Regions from separate parts of the Homo sapiens genome. Here region 1 is linked to region 2. The links are chromatin loops, found by intact Hi-C in ENCODE. Cell type or tissue: MCF 10A. All regions are shown on one strand. Region 1 overlaps RPS6KC1 (ribosomal protein S6 kinase C1). Region 2 overlaps TATDN3 (TatD DNase domain containing 3).

Region 1 (4,000 bases), 250 kb before region 2:
GTCCTTCTAGTCTTAGTGAAATTGAGCAGGGACTAAAATGAAAATAAATCAAGAAACATTCAAAGCAGCAAGCTCCTCAGTAAGGATTCCTAAAGATACACAACAAGCACAAAGTAAATACAAATAGAGAATTCCACAATTTTAAGCAAAACATAACAGGCTGGTACCATTATAGAAAGAAGGAAAAAAAATGAAAAAATGCACAGAAGAATCTGCAAAAGAACTTACTAACTTAAAGTTTAAAAAAAAAGAAATATCTATGCCTAAAGCAGTTTTCCAAGATGTCAACATGTCAATTCAATCTAAAAGTGAAAGTAGGCAGAGACCCATAATTTACTGTTAGAATCTTTAAAATAAATATTAGTTACCAAATACTTTTTATTACACAGGCATTATGATCTTGAAATGGGTAAATAGGGGCCCTTAAGTGATACTGAAATCTTGTAAACACTAGTTACCAGAACAATGATCACTTAGTAAACAGCACCATAATTCATTAAATTCTTATTTATATAACTTAACACCTACTAAAACTTAACAATTACTTAGTAGGTCTCAAATAGGACACTTCAGCTACTGTTTTGTGAAATGAAGACAATCTTCACGCAAACATATAAAGACTGATGTACAGGCCAGGCACAGTGGCTCACGTCTGTAATCCCAGCACTTTGGGAGGCTGAGGCAGGTGGATCACCTGAGGTCAGGAATTCGAGACCAGCCTGGCCAACGTGGTAAAACCCCATCTCTACTAAAAATACAAAAATAGCTGAGTGTGGTGGCAGATGCCTGTAATTCCAGCTACTCGGGAGGCAGAGGCAGGAGAATCACTTGAACCCAGGAGGCAGAGGTTGCAGTGAGCCGAGATTGCGCCACTGCACTCCAGCCTGAGCAACAGGAGCGAAACTCCGTCTCAAAAAAAAGAGGTTGATGTACAAATGATTCAGGCAATTTCCTCAAAAAAGCATTTAGTTAAATTTTTATCAAATACATAAAATAAAATCTTCATATAAATGTTACCTCCTGGACATCCTCTGGATTTCTTCGTGAAACAACCTAAAACAAAACATACATAGAAATCTCTAATCATTATCAAAATTTAAGATTTCATATTTGTATAATTAACTTCCAATAGTATTTGTATGAAAAATTCAATTTGCTTAAAAAAATAAACACTATATCATTTATCCAAAACTCAGCTATATAATAACTTCACTATCTGAAATTCATACTGTTAAATCAAGTTTAACCTAAAGTTACCTCCCTTAGGCTACATATTTTAAGTTTGGCCTAAAAGTTTCTCTGTACATAATGAAAGAGAAATAGATATGTAAATAGATGTGTAAAGACTGTAACCTACTCTGGCGCCAATCACCAAGTTTTGGCCAAAGAGAGCCAACTGTTCAAACAGTGTTCAAATAAGGCAAATGCTTAGTTGGAACCAATACAGCTGTTTCAGTTTCCTTTTCTGTACATCACTTTCCTTTTTCTGTCCATAAATCTTCCACCACATGGTTGCGCTGGAGTCTCTCTGGACCTACACTGGCTGAGGAGGCTGACCAATTTGTGAATCATTCTTTGCTCAATTAAACTCTGTTAAATTTAATTTGGCTAAAAATGTTATTTTAACAATACTAAAAATTAAGCAAAAAAACAGCTAAAAGTAAGTCCACATGCTAAAGTTCATATATTCACTACATTCTTAAGAAAAAGCATCTGGCCTTTACTCTTACTTAATTAACATAATTCTAACAAGTTTGTTCACATCTCCCCTTCCCAGCAAGCCTATATACAAATTAGAAGCATAAAAAGCAGCTGCACTTAGGCAAAGTGTACAAGGGATCTCCCTACATTATTTCTTACAACTGTATATGAATCTACAATTAGCACAATAAAACTTTCAATTAAAAAAAAGCAGCTACAATGCTCGGACACAACATGTGAGAAGTATGAGAAGTAATCACTGGCTACCTATGATGAAGAAAACAAAAGTAATATAAATTATTTACAAACATTCAGGGACAAATAATCCTTCTATCAATACTCCCTAAGCAAAGAGGAAAAGGAGAGATTCCTTCAGACTTCCCTGATGACAAAGGCCAAAAAGTCTAACACCAGGTAAAAAGATTTTTTTCACAAAACTTTTGAAAAGGCTAGGTGTTTAAATCATCAAACAGCATCCTAAATTAGGAAAATCTCACATTAGATTACATAATACGGTACCATCCATGTAAGTGTCAAATTAACGGTTTTGAAGCTACAATGGTGTATTTTGCAAAAATAAACAAAAAGATAAATCAGGCTGTTCTGCCTATGGAGTAGCCATTCTTTATTCCCTTACTTTCTTAATAAACTTGCTTTCACTTTAAAAAAAATTTTAAAAAAAGATAAATCAAACACACATTAAAATGGTTGCCTAGGAGTGTGAGGAAGAAAAGGGTCTTTGATATCTAATGACAATACACCATGAACTAGGGATTATAATCCATTCAGCAACACCCCTAAAGTCCAAAATAAGAACAAAAAATAGAGGATGTAAAGTCAGACAAACCTTGGTTCAAATTACAGTTCCTCTTACAGGTTTGATCTCATCGATAAAACGGAGATAATACTAACTGCCTGGCCTGGCTGTTGTGAACAACAAATAAGGACACAGCAAGAACTCTATAATTTAAAAGTTTCCTGTCCCCTACCAGACAGGTTAACCATTGTAAAAGGTCCCACCTAAGAATTCCAGAGAACAAATATCTTGCACTCTATTCTCCAACTTTCAGAATATATAAACTTGGTGAAATCTTGTAGTAATTGTCATTAATTTATACTACAGTGCTATGCAATAGAACTTTCTGTGATAACGGAAAAAAAGGTTCTCTATTTGCAGTGTTCAACACAGCCACCACTAGCCACATGTGTGTGGCTACTGAGCCACTGAAATATGGCTACTTTGAGAAACTACATTAATTTTATTTCATTTAAATTAATTCAAAAAAATTTTTGTATTAAAGAGACAGGGTCTCACTCTGTCACCTAGGCTAGAGTGCCATGGCATGATCATAGCTCACTGCAGCCTCAAACTCCTGGACTCAACTGATCCTCCCACCTCAGCCTCTTGTGTAGCTGGAACTATAGGCACACCACAGTCGGCATACACACACACACACACACACACACACACACACACACACACATATATACACTTTTTTTTTTTTTTGGTAGAGATGGGGGTCTCCCTATGTTGCCCAGGCTGCTCTCAAATTCCTGGGATCAAGCAATCCTCCCGCCTCAGCCTCCCACAGTGCTAGGATTATAAGTGAGAACCACTGTAAGCCTTAATTTAAATTTAAATCAAAATAGCTACATGTGGTTAATGGCTACCAAATTAGACAACACAGATTCAGTATAAGAGACTATAACAGGTAACTAACAACTATACATTATTCAAATCTTTGATTTTAGCTATTACTTTCAAATACCAGCCTGTCCCCTCACACACCTTTCCAAAAGTATAGTATTTCACATAGTATGACTAATTTTGCTTCTTATAAGTGTTTCTTTTTTTTTTTTTTTTTTTTTTTTTTGAGACAGAGTCTTGCTCTGTCACCCAAGCTGGAGTGCAGTGGCGCGATCTTGGCTCACTGCAACCTCCACCTCCTGTGTTCAAGTGATTCTCCTGCCTCAGCCTCCCGAGTACCTGGGACTACAGGCATGTGCTACCATGCCCAGCGAATTTTTGTATTTTTAGTAGAGACAAGGTTTCACCATGTTGGCCAGGATGGTCTCAATCTCTTGACCTCGTGATCTGCCCGTCTCAGCCTCCCAAAGTGCTGGGATTACAGGCGTGAGCCACTGCGCCCCGCCGTTCTTACATTTTTATGAAATGTATTGAGAAGAAAAGTCATGGATAACCAATCCACTAATAATCCACCCCCCAAAAATAGCACATGATCACTCACAGCAAGGTCTATTCAAATGTACTTTAAATTTCACAATTTATGTTTTTCTC
Region 2 (4,000 bases):
TAGGAACCTAGACTAGTGGGCAGCCTATAGGAGGAGGGGCTTAATAACTGAAACAAACAAATGGATGAATACATGAAGAAAATGGCTAAACAATTTAGAGGGCAAAGATCATGTCTGGCTGGGTGATGAGGCAAGATGAAGTAATTTAACTTGAACCTTAAACGATTTAATGGTAAGAGTCTGACAAAGGGTATGTGTACAGAAGGTAGGAAATAGGGAAAAGAAATACAGAGTTGGAAGAGAGCTTAAAAGTCCAGTTTTAATATAATCTCCTGTTAAATGTAGGAATTTCATTTAAAATGGTGCTGATGAGTCATTAAATACCTCATAAAATACCCTATTCAGTTTCTTAGTCTGGTTTGGACAATCTGACCTAGTTTTGATTCTTCCATAAATGAATTCATTTCAAAATATTTATTGAAGATCATTTCATAAAATCACTTTGATTTAGGAAGTTTATTTTTTTCTATGACAGGTACTTTTTCCAGCATTTTCTGCTTATATAATTTAACAAGATTAAATACCTAAGTTTTGATATTGACCACACCTGTTAAACTACATATACGATTTTTAAAAAATTGTAGTAAATACACATAACATAAAATTTATCCTAATTCGTTATAAGTGTACAGTTCAGTGGCATTAAATACCTTCACATTGATGTGCTACCATCACTACCATCTATCTACAGAACTGTTTTTACACTTGAGATTTTTAATTTTTTTGAGATTTTTATTTATTTACATTTTTAGAGATAGGTGCTCACATCTATGTTGCCCAGGCCTGACTCAAACTCAGGCTTAAAAGGTCTCCCATCTCAGCCTCCTGAGTGGTTGGCACTACAGGTGAATGCCACTGTGCCTGGCTTACACTAACATTTTTAAACTTAAAAATATGAAATATTACTGTTCACAGAGAAATCAGATACATTTTTAATAATGCCATTTACATTCTAAATATGTTGACAAAATTCAGACCAGAACTTACAATTGGTGTATTAACTAAACTTTTGGGCTTGGTATTCAATAATGATTGTTTAAACCACTGGCCTCATAAGTCAAAAATCTAAGATCAGTGTAAAAATCGTATGCATTTTTATCTTAAAGAGAAATAATTCGAAGTACTAAAAGTTCAATTTTACAAACCTAGAAAAGAGATTTCTGACAGCATAGAAAACCAGACATTCTCCCTTCACTGGCTAACTCCTATGGGAAGAAAAATAGGTGGTAAGAACACACTTTAGGCTGGCGCAGTGGCTCATGCCTGTAATCCCAGCACTTTGGGAGGCCGAGGCGGGCGGATCACCTGAGGTCGGGAGTTCGAGACCAGCCTGACCAACATGGAGAAACCCTGTCTCTACTAAAAATACAAAATTAGCTGGGCATGGTGGCACATGCCTGTAATCCCAGCTACTTGGGAGGCTGAGGGAGGAGACTCGCTAGAACCTGGGAAGTGGAGGTTGCAGTGAGCCAAGATCGTGCCATTGCACTCCAGCCTGGGCAACAACAGCGAAACTCCATCAAAAAAAAAAAAAAGTATACTTTAGCTTACTCCATCCTCATCACAGTAGTGCTTATACTCTTCCTGTGGGAGCCACCCTTCCCAGTAGCAATGGTTTCAGTTCAGGTGGTGGTTCTATATAAAAGGGCAATGTAAGAAGTAGCAGTATTTTCCCAATATCCTGCCAGAACTCGGCTAATTGAAAAGCAGCACAAGGCTAGAATCAGAACCCAGGGTTTCAGGATCCAAGCCCAGTTTTATTTCTAAGAGAAATATTTCTCTACAATTACAATCTTCTATAACCCTATAAAACAGCTTCTTCAGTTCAGATTCTTCATCAGAACATTTCTATTTTTCAAATGCTGCCCCCTGCAGTTGATTCGATTTTGTAATGGATGGTTTTGAAGCTATTTCTGGAGCAAGTGTCGGAGCTTAGGAAACAGTTTTAATGCATTCTGTGTCGTCACTTCTATAACTTCTTCCACTGAGATCCCTTTCACCTGGGCAATATATTCTGCTGAAATAGAAATGTTCCAGGGCTCATTCCGTACCTGAAACAAGACAGCAGACACCATGTCAAACATGACACTGAAGGGAAGCAGATCCTTGGAGACTATAGATAGAAGAAAATGAGTTGGTAAAAACAACTGATGGGCTCCTTTTTAATTTTTTTCTTTTTAGGTGGGGATGAGGGCTGGGAGGGAGGTGTGGCTGCAATGTTGATTGTAAATCTGTGCTGCTCCTGAAAAGAACCCTGGGGTATTTACAATTGAAGTCCCTAGCTCCTAGCACATGAAGCAGTCTGCAAACAGTGAACACCTGGTAACCTGCCTGACTAATGGATTAATTGTCCTTTGGTTTGTTGCTTAGGTGAATGCTTGTAAAAGGTCACTGCTCTGCTGCTTGGCCGCCTACCTCACAGGCTACATGACAGTTTGATTCAAGAATTGCCAACATGTATTGGAAAGATGAAATAGATTATGTACTGGCATTTCACTGATTCTAAGATGCATTTCCTCTCCTATTTTAACATCTCTGAAATTGATACAGTATATTTCATTTAGATTCAGTGGTATTTCATAGTATAACTGGCAGTGTTTTTTCTTTCTTAATGGTCATAAAACAATGGTAAACAATGGTGCCTCTACAATCAGTAGCATTTAGATTTTATGAAATAAATTATTATTGTTACTATCAATAAGTATCTACTCAGGATGATAATGTTCAGAAGAATAACATTATTGTTAAAATTTTTAAAATGCACTTTGGTAATGTAGCCCAAAAAAATTAAAAATGGGCATAGAGATTTATGTTAATCATGTTGTTTATAATACAATCTAGATGACCAATAGCAAGTTAAATATGGTAAACTCACATACTGGAATATTATGCAGTTATTAAACATGATGAAGAAAAGTATGTTTATTAATATATACAGAGGTTCAGCCAGGTGCAGTGGCTTACACCTGTAATCTTAGCACTTAGGAAGGCCGAGGTGGGAGGATCACTTGAGCTTAGGAGTTTGAGACCAGCCTGGGCAACATAGTGAGACCTTGTCTCTATTAAAAAAAAAATTAACAAAAAAAATATATATACAGAGGTTTACCACATAAAGATCAGTTATAAAATAATATGTCCAAGTTAATCCTGTTTTTATGAAATATATGTGCACTAAAAATACAAAAATCAGCCGGGCGTGGTGGCACAAGCCTGTAATCCCAGCTACTAGGGAGGCTGAGGCAGGAGAATTGCTTGAATCCAGAAGGCGGAAGTTGCAGTGAGCTGAGATTGCGCCACTGCACTCCAGCCTGGGCGACAGAGCAAGACTCTGTCTCAAAAACAAAACAAAAACAAAAACAAAAACAAGTAGCCAGGCATGGTAGCACATGCCTGATGGAGAATCATCTGAACCCAGAAAGTCGAGGTTGCTGTGATCACGCCACTGCACTATAGCTTGGGTGACAGAGTAGACCCTGTCTCAAAAAAAAAAAAAAAAAGAAAAGAAAGAAAATAAAAATAGAAACATTAATTGAACATCAGTTAGTAAAATTCACATTGCAATCACATATAATCATAGTTTCTGAATAAACGGATAATAATTGCTACTGTTCCCAAACCTCTAAATTTTGAGTGCCAATTCTCTGAATTTGGCAGGCATAGAGACACAGATCTGATGGGTAGTCAAAGGCACTTATTAAACTGCACATTGGGAGGTCATTGTAATAGGTACTGCCTAAAGCAAATAAAGCATATACTGTGGCTTACTTTCAGAAAATTATAATTTAAAATAGTAGCAATATGAAAGAGAGTGAAATTTAAAATATGATTCTTTGTGGCCTACAATAACAAAAAGAGATACTAACAGCAAAGATCATATAAATAAACCCATGATTATATCAATACTTGTATTGAAAGAAATAGAACTTCATTATAACATGCTAATTAAAAGAAGAAAAATGAACACTCATTGAATACCTACTGTATACCAGATACTGCTAGT

The links. Peaks named below come from ENCODE experiments on the same cell type or tissue, not always from the same donor. Only the 100,000 strongest peaks of a DNase experiment are listed, where the experiment ranks them.
Region 1: it touches region 2 in a loop (4-fold over the local background); 2 of 110 quality-filtered maps call a loop at or near these places.

Annotation. Positions count from the first base shown.
Region 1 is chr1:213,068,059-213,072,058 of GRCh38, reverse strand. It overlaps RPS6KC1 (ribosomal protein S6 kinase C1), which reads right to left. Exons shown (of 15, transcript NM_012424.6): 2 at 1,018-1,053. Among named protein-coding and RNA genes, the nearest start is that of RPS6KC1, 19 kb to the right of the region's middle. RefSeq lists an enhancer at 1,319-1,618. In MCF 10A, a CTCF peak has its summit at 1,500; a DNase peak (open chromatin) is centred at 1,508.
Region 2 is chr1:212,813,064-212,817,063 of GRCh38, reverse strand. TATDN3 (TatD DNase domain containing 3) reads right to left here. Exons shown (of 10, transcript NM_001042552.3): 10 at 234-2,051. The coding sequence ends at 1,908. Among named protein-coding and RNA genes, the nearest start is that of TATDN3, 23 kb to the right of the region's middle. In MCF 10A, a CTCF peak has its summit at 1,877 (motif pointing left); a DNase peak (open chromatin) is centred at 1,873.